Linked DNA regions of Homo sapiens: region 1 is linked to region 2. The links are chromatin contacts, found by Hi-C in ENCODE. All regions are on one chromosome and are shown on one strand. Each heading gives the region's core, a stretch centred on a gene start or an enhancer-like site at or near the end of the contact. The rest is flanking DNA. Distances are from core to core; before and after follow the strand shown.

Region 1 (7,105 bases), core at 4,575-7,074, 3.1 Mb before region 2:
CCTCCAGCCAATGGCCTGTTTACTGGGTTATATGCAACTGTACATTTCCGCAACAAGTCTTTCTAATTAGCATTCATAATGAGGTTTTAAGATTGAAGATCAAGATTATGTGCAATCCTAAAAATGAATATGTTGGAATAAAATCTCATTAAGTACAAGGCGTGAAGTGTAAAGTGCCTGTGATTTAGAGAATATAAAAATCTTAACTCTAATCTAATTCTACCACTATCCACTCCTAACTTGAGCAAGTCTTTTTTGACTTCACTGTGCTTCCATTTCCCCATGGAGGTTGGGGAAATAGGACACCTGGGACCAATAAGGATCCAACACCCAGTCCTCTTCCCAAAATATTATTACACTGAAAATGAAAAACATGGCAGTTTGAATTCTCAGAAGGGTCCTATATGGATTCAGATTGTTCTTCTTGTAACCAGGATTCAATAATAATCAAGTCATATACTTAACAGACCTCAACTGAATGTCTGCTATCCACAACTCTAAAGGTATGAGCTATTCTGTTCTGGTTTTTACAGATGATTTATTTTACATTGAATCATCACAACTCTATGAAGTAGTTTGGGCATGTATTATTGTCTCCATTTTACGGATGAGGAAACCAAGGTACAGAAAGTTAAGGACCTGCCCAAGACCACACAATCAGTTAAGCAGTAGATTTTCTAAGTCTAAAGCTTTTGCATTTTCTTTTACACACAAATGAAGTACACAAACATAATTCTCACTCTCTGCCCTGATAACATAAAGAAAACTATGATATCATATGATACTTTTGAATATATGCCACTTATAACAATTGTACCACCTTTGTGGTTCAGATGAAGTCCAAGATAAGCTTTTGATATTCCTAAAATTAGCATTTCTTTTTATTTAATCACCCCTTTTTATCAAGGCAAGTTCAGCACAAGCCTACAGCTTACACAACTGACGAGGGAGTTAGATCATGAACAAGGAAACCATGTACAAATGTTAAGGTTGCATCTTTAAAAATAGTTAATAAAGTACACATACTTTTTAAGAACACACTCCCCTTCAAATTTACTTATTTTATAAAATAGTTCATTATGGGATTTCTTTAAATAACCATCTATTCTAAAAGCAACTTAAGTATATCATTTACACAACAGTAGATATACCATACTATATATAGAATCACAAAATGTATTATGGTTCTCTTTTTATAAATAATAAGTGAAATTCAGAGGAGTAATGTCTTGATGAAGCTAAATGTAGCTAAACTTAAAAACATGATAAACTAAACATCAGGAGAATAAAAACAAAGCCTCAGGACTTTCAGCCTAGACTGTTTTCCATTACACAGTAACTTCTTATCAGCTTGCGACAAGTTCCTTATCCCTCCTTTTTTATAGCTCAGTGAGGAAGACTGGCCATATGTGAAATTCCAAAGAGGCAGGAAAGAGGTGCAAGGGAAAGAAGCCAGGCTCTCTAGTACTAATATATTGGCATATGGCTTTGGCATTCTCTCTCAGCTGTTATTAAGTTAAAAGTGGTAGTGTGGTGTGGAAGTTAGGGTAGGGGCAAAAAGCAGAGGGAATCGGCATGGAGACTGAGGCTCCAGTTCTGATACTGCACAACCCACCTTGGGGGCCATTTCATAACTATAAGCTTTAATTTCCTTATTTATTCATTCATTTAACAATCCTCCATTAAGCACCTACTATGAGCCAGGCACTGTTATAGGTAGTGGGGATATGACAGTAAATGAAATAGAAAATTCCTACTTTCTCAGAGCTTACATTCTAGCTGCCGTGAAGCAACACAGGTAATTAAAAATATATGTATCATGCAGGTGACAGTGTATAGAATAGAGTAGCCACTAGCCACATGTAGCTATTAAAATTTTTACAAACTAAAAATTCAGTACCTCACTCTCACCAGCCACAATTCAAGTGCTCAACAGCCACATATGGCTAGTGGCTACCAGACTGGCAAGTGCAGATACAGAGCATTTCCATCTTCACAGAAAGGTCTTAGGACAGCACCATGATAGAGTGATGGGGAAGGGATGTAATTTACATGGGGTGTTGAGGGAAAGCCTCTCTAATAAGGAGACTTTTGAAAGAGACCTGAGTAAAGAGGGAGTGGGGTGAGGGGGTGAGCTAAGTTGATAACTGAAGAAAGAGCTTCCAAACAAAAGAGTATCATTTGTTTGTGGAATTGTTGGACACATACCACTTAAGGTCCCTTTCAGCACTTAAAATGGGTTAAGAGTTCCAAGTTCTTTTAAAAATGGCCTGAGGCCCACCGCCCTGTCTGGGATGTCAGGAGTGCCACTGCCCGGCTGCCCACTGTCTGGGAAGTGAGGAGTACCTCTGTCCGGCCACCCCGTCTGGGAAGTGAGGTGCCTCTCCGCCTGGCCACCACCCCATCTGGGAAGTGAGGTGCCCCTCTGCCCGGCTGCTGCCCCGTCTGGGAAGTGAGGAGCGCCTCTGCCCAGCTGCTGCCCCGTCTGGGATGTGAGGAGCGCCTCTGCCCAGCTGCCGCCCTGTCTGGGATGTGAGGAGCGCCTCTGCCTGGCCGCCCCACCGTCTGGGAAGTGTGGAGCGTCTCTGCCCAGCTGCCCACTGTCTGGGAAGTGAGGAGTGCCTCGGCCCGGCTTCTGCCCTGTCTGGGAAGTGAAGAGCACCACTGCCCGGCTGCCCCACGTCTGGGAAGTGAGGAGCACCTCTGCCCGGCCGCTGTGCAACCTTCCAAGTGTGAAGTGACAGCCTTGTGTGTGATCTTTTCTGTCTTCCCCAAGTTTGCATTTTTGACATTAAAGTTTACTTTTTAATTAAAAAAAAAATGGCCTGAGGCTTTAGTTTTATTCGAATAAAGCATGCTACAATTCCATTTTCATTTTTCAGAAAGCAATACTTCCGTGGGATACCCACTCCCTACTTAAAAGCATTTCTTGGCCAGGCATAGTGGCTCACACCTCTTAATCCCAGCACTTTGGGAGACCAAGGCAGGAGGATTGCCTGAGTCCAAGAGGTTGAGACCAGCCTGGGCAAGATGGTGAAACCCCATCTCTAAAAAACAACACAAAAAATTAGCCAGGCACGGTGGCCCACACCTGTAGTCCCAGTTACTTAGGAGGCTGAGGGGAGGATCACCTGAACCTCCCAGGTTGAGGCTGCAATGAGCTGTGATTGGGCCACTTCACCCCAGCCTGGGTAACAGAGTGAGACCCTGTCTCAAAAAAAAAAAAAAAAAAGCATTTACTGAAGTCCCACAATATTTATTAGAAACAAGAAAGAGAATATGTTTCTTTTAGTTCCCTCAGTCAATTTTCCTAAAGCCATGGGACCTAAAGGCTTTTGTCAAACCCTTTCTTAAAAGCTCAATTCTCCCCTTCCCCAATCCGCTAAATGACTGTCTTTACTGACATAATTTACTCCCTTCATTGGGAACTGAAAAATCATGGTTTTTTCAAATTGATACTTAAGCATTTTAGATTAACCAGGTGAACTACCTTTCAGAGAGAATGTAGCCCAATTGTTGCTAAATCTGTAAAGCAATACACAACTTTGAAGCAAGAAGCTTACCATTTCATATTTTAAATCCTAGGGCTCTCATGCATTCCTTGTGGGCCTCAATTAGATGTCCACAGTGTTCTTCTCCTTTCTCGATGATACTATAAAACAAAATGTACTTGTTATCTAAATATGCATTAAGCACATTATTAAGTATGCATGATAGTGATGGGGAGTGAGACAAAACACGGGTATAATGGAATGTAGCTGGAATTAAAACAAACGCTATTACCTCAAACAGCTTTGTTTTTATTTGATCTTATGATATGCCCATGCCTATGAAGACATTCCACAGATAAGTGATTTTGGGGGGGAAATCTGATAAGAAATAATCACGCATATTAAATATTGCCTCTAGTCAATATCCAAGGAGTAACACTGCTCTATAAAGAAATAAACTGAGTAAAATATTTATGCTAAATGAAGGGCACAGAGAACAGCTCAATTTTTTGCTTATTATCACAGAGAAATTAACTTTCTGATTTTGCCCTACATTCAAACACAACCAAATAAATCTACTTCTAATTACATCAAAAACATCTGGTAGCCAGGAGACCGAGATAAACACCCCCTCATGATGATCAAAGAATATTTTACTTGTAAAATTCACAAAGTAAAGACTAGGACTACACAGCTTTATTTCTAAGGCCTGAAAATGTGATTTTGCAAATAATCAAGTTAAGCCCAATTCAATTACAAGGAAAAACTGACTCCTGACTATGGATATTTGGGGAGAACCCACGTGGTCTGAGGCAATCGAGGCAAAGGGAATTTAACAAAGGGAATAGGTTCTCCTTCCATGGAAACTCTACCCATCCTTCAATAGCTCAAGAGCTGCCTGCAAATGGGAGATTGCCTGGGATAGTGAGATCATTGTGAAGATAATAGCTAGCATTCATTGATCATTTATTGCCATGTATACTGTGTTAGCCACTTGACATGGCTTGTATCATTAACCTTTACAATAATACTGGAGGGAGTTTCTTTTATTAGAGTCATTTTACAGACACATGAGGCTCAAGGTCACCAAGTTAGTGGATTAAGATTCAAACCTTGACTGTGGATCCCAGACTCTTAATCATGCTGTCATACCATTCAAGGTTCAACAGCACTTACTGTTACCACTGGAACAATTTGTTCAGACTAGTCTTTCAATCCTACCCGTATTATTTACAAAGTACTGAGGATTAATAAAAGCACTGAGCTCCTACACTCTTATTATCCCATTATACCACTAATGATTTCTTTCTTATATCTACTATCTGGGAAGACAAAAGGGGCCAGAGGAAGAGATGCACATTCACGTTATCTGAGGACGTCCTCTAATGAGATTTGCTCCACAAGAGAGGCTATATAAAATGAGAACAAATCTTTTGTGGATTGACAATCTAGATGAACTATTCTTAATACTTTGTCCCCTGCGTCGTAGACTGATTGATTTTCAACTTTTGGTTGTCTTAAAAGGGTTGAAGCGTAACTCTTCAGAACTGTAAGGAATACACTCTGTGTCCTACTGTCTCTAAATTTTGGGAGAAAGCCTTAGAAATTACCAGAAAACCTTTCCTGTTTGGTCTTAACAAATCTATCATAGCCCTTACCACGTCGTATACAAGTCACTGGTTTATGTCTCCATTAACTTTAAGCTCCTTTATATCAAGATGCATCTTTATCCATGTCTACATCTTCGGACCTAACGCAGTGCTTAACCCATAACAGATACTCAACACACATTTGTAGGAAGGAATGAGTGGTTGAAGCTTGCCGTTCTCCTCTCTCTCCATCGTTTCCCGGTACTAAGCTACGGGATAAGTCAACAGAGACCCGACCACGAAACCTACAAGGCCCAATAATTATCTCCAGAGCGCCGCAATGGGGCGGGGCGGGGCGGGGCGGGGGGGGGGGGCAGACAGGGAGGAGGAGTGGGGGAAGGGGGGAAGGAAGAGGGCAGAGGGCAGAAGGCAGAGGGCAGAGGGCAGAAGGCAGAGGGCAGAGGCCGTAGGGCAGAGGCACCGGAAGGCACAGGCCGCGGCCCGGGGCTCGTCGGCCGCGCCCTCTCCGGCTGCGCACTGACCACGCATCGCGCGCCTTCTTGGTCTCCGGGCAAGCGCAGCAGGGCTTCAGCGGCTTCTTCTCCTGAGACTCAGGCGGGGCAGGGTTTGAGTCAACCAGACCCGGCATCTTTCGCGCCAAAAGCAGCTATGAGCGGAGACAGCCAAATCTATGCCAGCCTCGGCAAACGCCGATTCGTCCGCAGTCACTTCCGGCAGTCGCTCTAAAAAGTACAGGAAGTCCTGCTTCTCTCTGACAGGTGGGGAATTTAAAAGGAGCGCGTGCGCAGAAGAGGCAAAATTCGGGCCTTAACGAGAGGGTGCCCCCTTCAGCGCATGCGCAAGGAGGCCCGCTGAACGCTCACCTGGACTGTGGTATTTACACTCTAGGACTCTAGGTCATAGAGTATTTGTTAAATCAACTTGGGGAGGGCTCACGAAGAAAGAAAGCAGCAAGACAACTGAGAGATCTCGTAACACCCGCTCCTCCCCACCCAATATCGAAACGGAAGCCCAAGATGGTGAAATGATTTGTTCAAGCCAAACAGGAGAAACCATAAGTGAAAGCCAGTTCCCTTGAATAACAGACTAGTTTCCCCCTTTTCTTTTATCCGCCTTCTTCCTGATCCCCACACACTGCAGGCCTTTCCTCTCTTTCATTGACCTATTTAAAAATGAATAGCAAGACATAGAACCACCGAGTCCACAACTATTGGGGGAATTTAAAAGGTCCTATAACCCCCTATACACCTCCTACGCACATTAAATCCTCAGCTAATTTGCATTTATAGCCCCCCTCCAACTGATCTGAATTCAGTATGAATTATTCAGTCATATATTCGTTAATATACTGATGAATAAAATTGAAAAATACCATTTCCATAGCATTTCCTCAGGTACATAGATAAACTGGTGCCCGTCTTATTCGCAATGAAATGGATATAATCATTGGATTTTTTTCCTGCAGAGTATTGTTGGAAACAGGCAATAAACTCTTTTTTATTTTATTTTATTTTATTTTTTGGAGATAGGGTCTTGCTCTGTCGCCCAGGCTGGAGTGAAGTGGCACGATCTTGGCTGACTGCAACCTCCACCTCCTGGGTTCAAGCAATTCTCCTGCCTCAGCCTCCTGAGTAGCTGGGATTACAGGTGTGCACCACCACGCCCGAGTAATTTTTGCATTTTTTAGTAGAGACGGGGTTTCGCCATGCTGGCCAGGCTGGTCTCGAACTCTGACCTCAGGTGATCCGCCCACATCAGCCTCCAAAAGTGCTAGGTTATAGGCATGAGCCACCGCGCCTGGCCAATAAAATCATTTTTTAAAGCAGGACTTGGAGGCACTGTTCAATAGCTGCAGGGTGATAGGTATTTTTAGGTACTTAAACTTTCAGCATCACCTAATCAAAGTTTGTTTCTATATTATAGATATTTAACTCAGGGAATTTACAGGCGTGTCTGTGAACTGGTGCTGTATAAGAGTAATTTCTATATGTGTATTTTTCAGGT
Region 2 (7,482 bases), core at 4,666-7,165:
TTCTCCTGAAAGGTAACATAATACTTAAGTACAATGACGGCTAACCATAAACCCTTTGAATTTCAAGGTCTAGAAGGTGATGTCTATCACTGAAAAAAACCCACAAACATTAGTGCTGCGGCTGTTATGACCTAGCCTTATCAATACCAATGCTTGGTGTGGCAGTAAACACACAGGAAGTTCAGGCTGGGCACCTGAGACAGTTACATCCTGGACACTTACCAAAGGTTCATGAGCCTTTTAGCTTCTTTCCATCCTCCTACACTTATAAACCCTTGTTCAGTTAACCCAGAAAACTTATCTTTACCTCAAAAAATGGCTCATAAATTCAAAAGTAATACTAGTCTCAAACCAAAGCAAGAAAAAGGAAATCTGTCTATATTTTAAGTGAAGTTAACACTAGAAGGAATGATGTCTCAAATACTAAAGGTTTTTGCAACGTACCTCCAAAATTTCTACCCAAATGTTTCCATTGAACCCCAGCCTCCCCAAGTGAATTTTCGATAATTTAAAATAAATGATTATTTTATCTTACTTTTCCTCAAAAGTATTCTACAGTAAGGTCTTGAAAAGACATCTGCACACCCATGTTCACAGCAGCACTATTACAATAGCTAAGTGGTGGAAGCAACTCAAAGGTCTGTTGACGAATGGATAAGCAAAATGCTTACACGTGCAATGGAACGTTATTCCGCCTTAAAAAGGAAGGAAATTCTATCATATACTACAACATGGATGAACCTTGAAGACAGTATGCTAACTGAAATAAGCCAGTCACAAGAAGATAAACACTATATGATTCCACTTATATGGAGTATCTAAAGTGGTTAAATTTCTAGAAACTGAAAATAAAATGGCAGTTACCAGGGACTGGGGGAAGAGGAGAAAGGGAAGTTATTGTTTAACGGATACAGAGTTCCAGATTTGCAATATGAAAAAGCTCTAGAGATCACCTTCACAATGTTGTGTACCTACCTAACACTACTAACACTGAAAAATGGTTAACATGGTAAATTTTATGTTATATGTTTTTACCACAATAAAACAAATGGTATTGTTTTTCTGATACTCATCAATACCAAGCATTCAGTGAAATTAAAAATTTTATCTACATTATGAATTACATATGGATTCTAACATGGGAATTTTTTACTTTTTGAGATAACACAGACTTTTGCTTTTCTTTAAACTCCTCCACCCTTTGCCCCTTTTAAAAATGAGAACAAAAATGACATGGTGAGTACGGGTCTCCAACTGAAAAAGATAAATCCAGTTATGTAGGAATGTTAGTTCTAAGTGAAAATCAATTCCATACAACTCTAGATGAGATATTTCCTCAGAAAGCACTGGAAGAAGAGTTACTAACACATTCTCCTCTTTATCAAGGAATAATCTTGGCTATAACTAAAAACTAAAAAACAGCCCAATAGAGAGAAATATAATAACCTCAGTTTGAAAGATAGAATCACACTCAAATAACTGCAATTTTTAATTTCACTGAATGCTTCAATCTATGTATGATTCTGAGAGTAACATTTCACATTCAGAATTTAAATTAATTCTTAATTAACAATAAGTAGTTTCATGTTTGTTTTTAATTATTTCTAAGCTGTTATTTCAAACAAACAATATCACATTCTTGAAGGCAGACCTCTTACTTTTATCTCCCTAGAGGTTAGTCCAGTGCCTAGCATAAAATGATGCTAAACAAATGTTTCTTTCAAATAACTGTATAAGAATACCTGATTTTTAGCAATGTATAAAACTTTATTGAAACTAAGCACTTGTTTTCTCCACTTCTGTAGAATGAGCTATCAAGCATAACCAAGGTGATTAGTTCCACGATTTTATGCTCACCTCTACCAGTTACCCTTTCCTGCTCCCAAGCACTGACTCACTCCTATCACTCCTAATCACCCGCAACCCTATGGCAATCATGCCAAAGCTTCTTTTTTTTTTTTTTTTGAGACAGGGTCTGGCCCTGTTGCTCAGGCTGGAGTGCCATAGCACGATCTCAACTCACTACAACCTCCGCTTCACAGGTTCAAACGATTCTTGTGCCTCAGCCTCCCAAGCAGCTGGAACTACAAGCGTGTGCCACCATGCCCAGTTTATTTTCGTATTTTCCGTAGAGACAGGGTTTCACTATGTTGCCCAGGCTGGTCTCAAATTCCTGAGCTCAAGCGATCTGCCTGCCTCGCCTCCCAAAGTGCTGGGATTACAGGCATGCACCAGCATGCCTGGATGCTTCTTCACTCTCAAATCTCCAGTACCTTTCTCTACTTCCTTACTTTTGTGGTACCTTGCTCTATTTTTCTGCAAAGACTGAAACCCATGATTTCCCTCTTCGTCACTTCAGCATTTCTGTTTTCACCCTGCTCTTCTCTGGATTCAATGGATACAAGTCTTCCCCTTTTTCACCCAGGTTCTCTGTCATTATTTCTACTTTAGTAGAATTGGTATCCTCACCTGGCTCATCTTCAAGAAATTATCCTAGGAAGCACAAACCAACCCAATTTCTATTAGTTCCTTCTCCTCTCAGCCTCCAAAGTACTTAATGTGTATCATATTGAGTATCATATCCCAGCTAATTACATCTGACCTTTAGGATATGTCTTATACTACTGTTCTTTTTATCTATGTCTTTATTGCCAAAAATGATATTTATAATTATTTTGGGGCAAAGATTGTCTTTTGCTTTACCACATGAAAAAGGTCTGTTTACCATGTGCCATTCAAATATTTTTTGATAATGGAATAAGTTTGCTCAAAAATGAACTTTTCAGCTGGGCACAGTGGCTTATGCCTGAAATCCCAGTGCTCTGGGAGGCTGAGGTGGGAGCATCACTTGAGGCCAGGAGTTCGAGACCAGCCTACGGAACATTGTGAGACCCTGTATCTACAAAAATAAAAAATAAACCAAAAATTTTAAAAATGAACTTTTCTATGACTCCCATTGTATTCATCATTGTACTGAACATACTGACCCTTTCACTTGACTTTATTTAATGTATTTATTTTTCTCATTCTCTTACATAACATCTCTAATTTCTTTTCTTTCAGTTTCAACATCAGTTACTAAGGCTGGCACTTTCTATTAATAATAAAAATGGTCACGATTCTTGAATATCCAATTCCTGCCAGATACTATGCTAGATAATCTACACATATTAACTCTAATCTTCACAATAATCATGCATTTTACAGAGGAGGAAACTGAGGCTCAAAGGGATTAAGTACCTTGTCCTCCAGTCTTTCTCCCTCCAATCGGTCTTCTACCCTTCAGCCAAAGTGATCTTCCTACAACCAAATCTAATCATGTTATTTCCCTCACCTAAAGCTCTTTAAGGCTTCCTACTGTCTTAATGTCTAGATTCCTTAACTAGGCCTAAGGTAACCTTCAGGATACCTCTTTTCTTACCACTCCTGACACCAACTTCTTTCAGTTCTTGGACCATGCCATGCTTTCTCCTTTTGCCTCTGGACTTGGCATGGAGTGCCCTTATTCATCCACTCAACAAACATGTGGCATGTGCCAACTATGTGCCTGGCATTGTACTAGCAGCTGGGCACATGGTAGAGAATGAAACAGACATAGGTCCTGCCCTCAAGGTACTTATGATCTAATGGAAAAAACAAATAATAAATAATTACAGATTGTAGTAAGTAAAATGACAGAAGCAGGATGCTGTATTCCAGAACATCTAGGGTTGGGGGGTGCAAGAGAAATCACAGTGACTGTTTTAAATAGTTTGATCTGGTAAGGTCTCAGGTGGTGACATACTTTAAAAGCTAAAGATTAAGCCAGCTATGTGAAAAGCCAAAGGGGAGGTGAGTGACAAGAGATCCTGCTAAAGACATCAGCAGAGCCCAGACCAAGGATTATTACAGGCCACGGTTAAGAATCTGGGTTTTATTCTAACTTCTAAGGGCAATGTAATTCGCTGAAGAATTTTACATAAGGAAGAGTCACTTTTTGCTGCAGAGTGGAGAAGGGATTAGAGGGGCACAGAATAGAAAACAGAGACACAAGTCAGTCAGGAAGATACAGTAGTAGTTGAGGTGAGAAAATGTGGATGATTTGAAGTACGGTCTGATAGTGAAAGGAAAAAAGTAGACAGATTAGATGCAGAATTGACCTGACTTGCAAAGTCATTACCTGAAATTAAGAAAGAGGCAGAGAGAGGTTATAGAGTTTGGGAATTTGTCATTGGAGAACGTTAGCAGGCTCACTAGAGAAACAGAGGATCAGAGGGATCTCAAGCCCATACTGACTGAATATTCAAGAGTTTGGCCATTTTCACTTTATACGGTCATCAGTTTGTGCAGGACTTTTTCCAGCAAAGTTCAGGCCCACGGGTGCAGGTACAAAGAGGGCAAAAGGTTGACTTCATCCAGAGTAAGAGTTTTGTCAGAAAAAAGTGCAGGAAGGGACAAGAGAATTTTTCAAAGGAACGACATACATTCTGGATAAGGGGGTGCAGTGGATAGAAAATGGAAAGATCAATGCAATGGAGGTATAGATGAAGGTCAAGAATTGTCTCCCTGGTAGAAAGTGGTCAGATAGTAGGAGGCTATAATTTGTTTCTTCTGCTTGGAATGGGCATCTCCCCCTTCAGCAAACTGTTTGACCCCTAAATACATCCATCCTTTTCTGCTCCCTGACTTCCTGAACCCCAGCACCACTCCCTGAGTTTGTCACCATCTCATCCAATCAGAAAGGCCCACCTCAGCGGATCACAAGGTCAAGAGAGCGAGACCATCCTGGCCAACATGGTGAAACCCCGTCTCTACTAAAAATACAAAAATTAGCTGGGCGTGGTGGCACGCTTGTAGTCCCAGCTGCTTGGGACGCTGAGGCAGAAGAATTGCTTGAACCTGGGAGGTGGAGGTTGCAGTGAGCCAAAATCGCGCCACTGCACTCCAGCCTGGTGACAGAGCGAGACTCCGTCTCAAAAAAAGAAAAAAAAAAAAAGAGAGAAAAGAAAAAGAAAGGCCGACCTCAAACTATTCGCTCCTTGAAGCATTTATGTTCTCCCCACTGAGATCCCTCCTCCTAACAACCCTCACAGAGTGTACTACTGGTAGAATAGTTCAGGTGACCACATAGTAAGTCATTCTTTTTCCTTTCTAGGCTCCTTTGGAAAAGGTATTGTTATAAATATTCAAAAGTCTCTGGATCCTGCGACAGTATTCAGAACACAGCCCTGCACGGTGCAATCATTCAATAAATAATAACAGGGATCTCAGGCTCATGGGCCTCCAAACCTCATCCCCACTTGCTAAACCAGGGTTCACTGAAATAGAATAAAAGCGCATAATCCCTGTTCACAAAAGTCTCAGATAACTTCCATTAATCTCAAAGGTTGCCTTCAATTTCACAAATTTAATTTTAATCCCCTCTAAACGTTCAAAACACCTCTATTTAGCTAATGATGGGCAAATATAAAACAAAACAAAACAAAAATAACACCCCATGCGTGAAACAGCACTCGTAGGCTACCCTACGACGATCAAAAATCTGGATGCCACAATTCGAGAAATGCCACGCTCACTAGAAAATATAGATTTTTCTTCATAGTCTAATGCAAGGCCAGAGAGACCTGGGTTGGGGCTAAGGCAAACGGCCCCACGAGGGGTGCCACGAGAGTCAACTGGCATTGGGTTTGTACTCAGGGTCGGACCTCAGCCTGGCACCTACCTTCCTCCCCTCCAGCCCCAGCCGCAACGATCACAGGAGTGGTCGCCTCGGAGCCTGCTGCCATGGCTACCGCAAGGCGGGTTCTGCCGGAACCCAAGGCGGAGCGGAGCTGGGGTGGGGTCAGAGTAGGGGCCAAACTCCGAGACCCGAAGCTGCACCACAGGAAGGAGCCCCGGCGACTCCCGCCCGGCTCCTACGGAAACGCCGGCTCTCACGTGGAGGTCACGTGACGGATGCTGGGCGGGACCACGCAGCTTTGTTTTGATACCCCGGGTGTGGAAATACAAACACGTGGTCTGAGTTGTGGCGCTTTTTACCTAACCCGGACCTTAGCGTTCTTTATTGTAGTCTTAGCTTCGTTTCTGTTTCTCCTTTTCTAGTCAGATCCTTCCTTTCCACCTCGGCTTTTCTCCACCCTAAAGGATTGGAGTTTTAGGGGAAGGTTTGCCGCTTAGTGGGGCTCCGGCGGTGGGATGGGTCTCTGCCGTGAGCTTTCGCGAGCCGCTCTTGGCAGCCTGGAATGCGAGGCTAGCTCACGCTTCTCTTACACCTCTCTTGCCCTTCTGGTGGTAACCTGACTCCTTCTGATTTTAGTGGCTGCCGGGAAATACGAACCTCGGGCAAAGAATCCTGTGATTGCGTTCCCTGTGACTCATTTCCCGATCCAGACAAGCCAAATTGCTTGACTTTAGGTTTTCAAGGACACTAATCCACAGCTGTCAGGCTTCTGAATTTGTATACCAAAATAAACAAACAGCTGTGTGAAGAGATCAACAACCACCTTTCTTCTCGTTTACCCTGTGGTCAAATCATAATCACTGGAGATGGATCTTTGGGGCAAAAATCTTCCAACTTTACTGGACATACCTTTATTGCTCGCCTATTGGCAGGCGAAATGGGTAAAGTTTACATATATATGAATGAAATTGGCTAGTTTGGAATCTCCTCTTTGGATATGTAAGACAAAAAAGTAACAAAAATAGGTAGTACTTATTGCACGTAAGAAATGATTTTTATGAGATAATCCCCTGGGACCAACTACGCTTAAACTTTATCCTTCGCCTATAATTTCTGAAGTTACTAACTCAACAAAAATGAGAATAAGCCCAAAATAGAAGCAAGCATCAGGTTAACTGACGTCACTTAACAGGTCACTGAGTTGTTTATTAGGCACAAGATTTAACTTGGACACTTCCTCCAAACACCCCAGGGTTCCTTGCCCAACCTCCTCGAATACAGCCTCTCTGGGAGTTTCCCTCTCCCCGACTCAGCCGCGCTGGTCCCTGCCTTTTCAGCGCTACCTGCCCTCCGTCTGGGACCTGGCTCCTTTCCTCTCGCCGGTGTTTCCTCGCCACCCGCGGAGGGGAGGGCGGACCCCAGCCTCCTTGCCGCCTGCCCCGCCTCCCCGCCTCCCCGCCGGCCCGGCTCGGGCCGCGCAGGCGCACCAGGCGCGGTCCGGAGGCCGAGGGCGACCACAGCAGCCTCCGCCTCCTGCTGCTCAGGACTATTCTGCGCTGGGCTAGTCGGCGGTGACCCGGACTGCGCCCGGCAGTGGCTTCGCGGGCGACGCGTCGCCATGGGCTCTCGCTGGAGCAGCGAAGAGGAGAGGCAGCCGCTGCTGGGGCCCGGGCTCGGGCCTGGGCTGGGGGCCTCCTGGAGAAGCCGGGAGGCGGCGGCGGCGGCGCTGCCCGCGGCGGTCCCGGGTCCCGGGCGGGTATACGGGCGCCGCTGGCTGGTGCTGCTGCTCTTCTCGCTGCTGGCGTTCGTTCAGGGCCTGGTCT

Evidence for each region. A loop is a pair of places that touch in the nucleus more often than their neighbours do. Pooled maps may share reads with other maps.
Region 1: a map of CD8-positive, alpha-beta T cell shows a loop between it and region 2 (6-fold over the local background). The contact joins the promoter of COX17 here to the promoter of HSPBAP1 in region 2. A Hi-C loop is called at or near these places in 1 of 168 maps with a recorded cell type or tissue (CD8-positive, alpha-beta T cell) and 7 of 50 pooled maps.

The regions. Positions count from the first base shown.
Region 1 is chr3:119,671,582-119,678,686 of GRCh38, forward strand. It overlaps COX17 (cytochrome c oxidase copper chaperone COX17), which reads right to left and starts at 5,825. Exons shown (of 3, transcript NM_005694.2): 1 at 5,623-5,825; 2 at 3,564-3,652. The coding sequence starts at 5,729. The coding sequence ends at 3,568. RefSeq lists an enhancer at 6,004-6,263.
Region 2 is chr3:122,787,916-122,795,397 of GRCh38, forward strand. HSPBAP1 (HSPB1 associated protein 1) reads right to left here and starts at 5,916. Exons shown (of 8, transcript NM_024610.6): 1 at 5,702-5,916. The coding sequence starts at 5,765. It overlaps SLC49A4 (solute carrier family 49 member 4), which reads left to right and starts at 7,154. Exons shown (of 9, transcript NM_032839.3): 1 at 7,154-7,482. The coding sequence starts at 7,278. RefSeq lists a silencer at 6,991-7,480.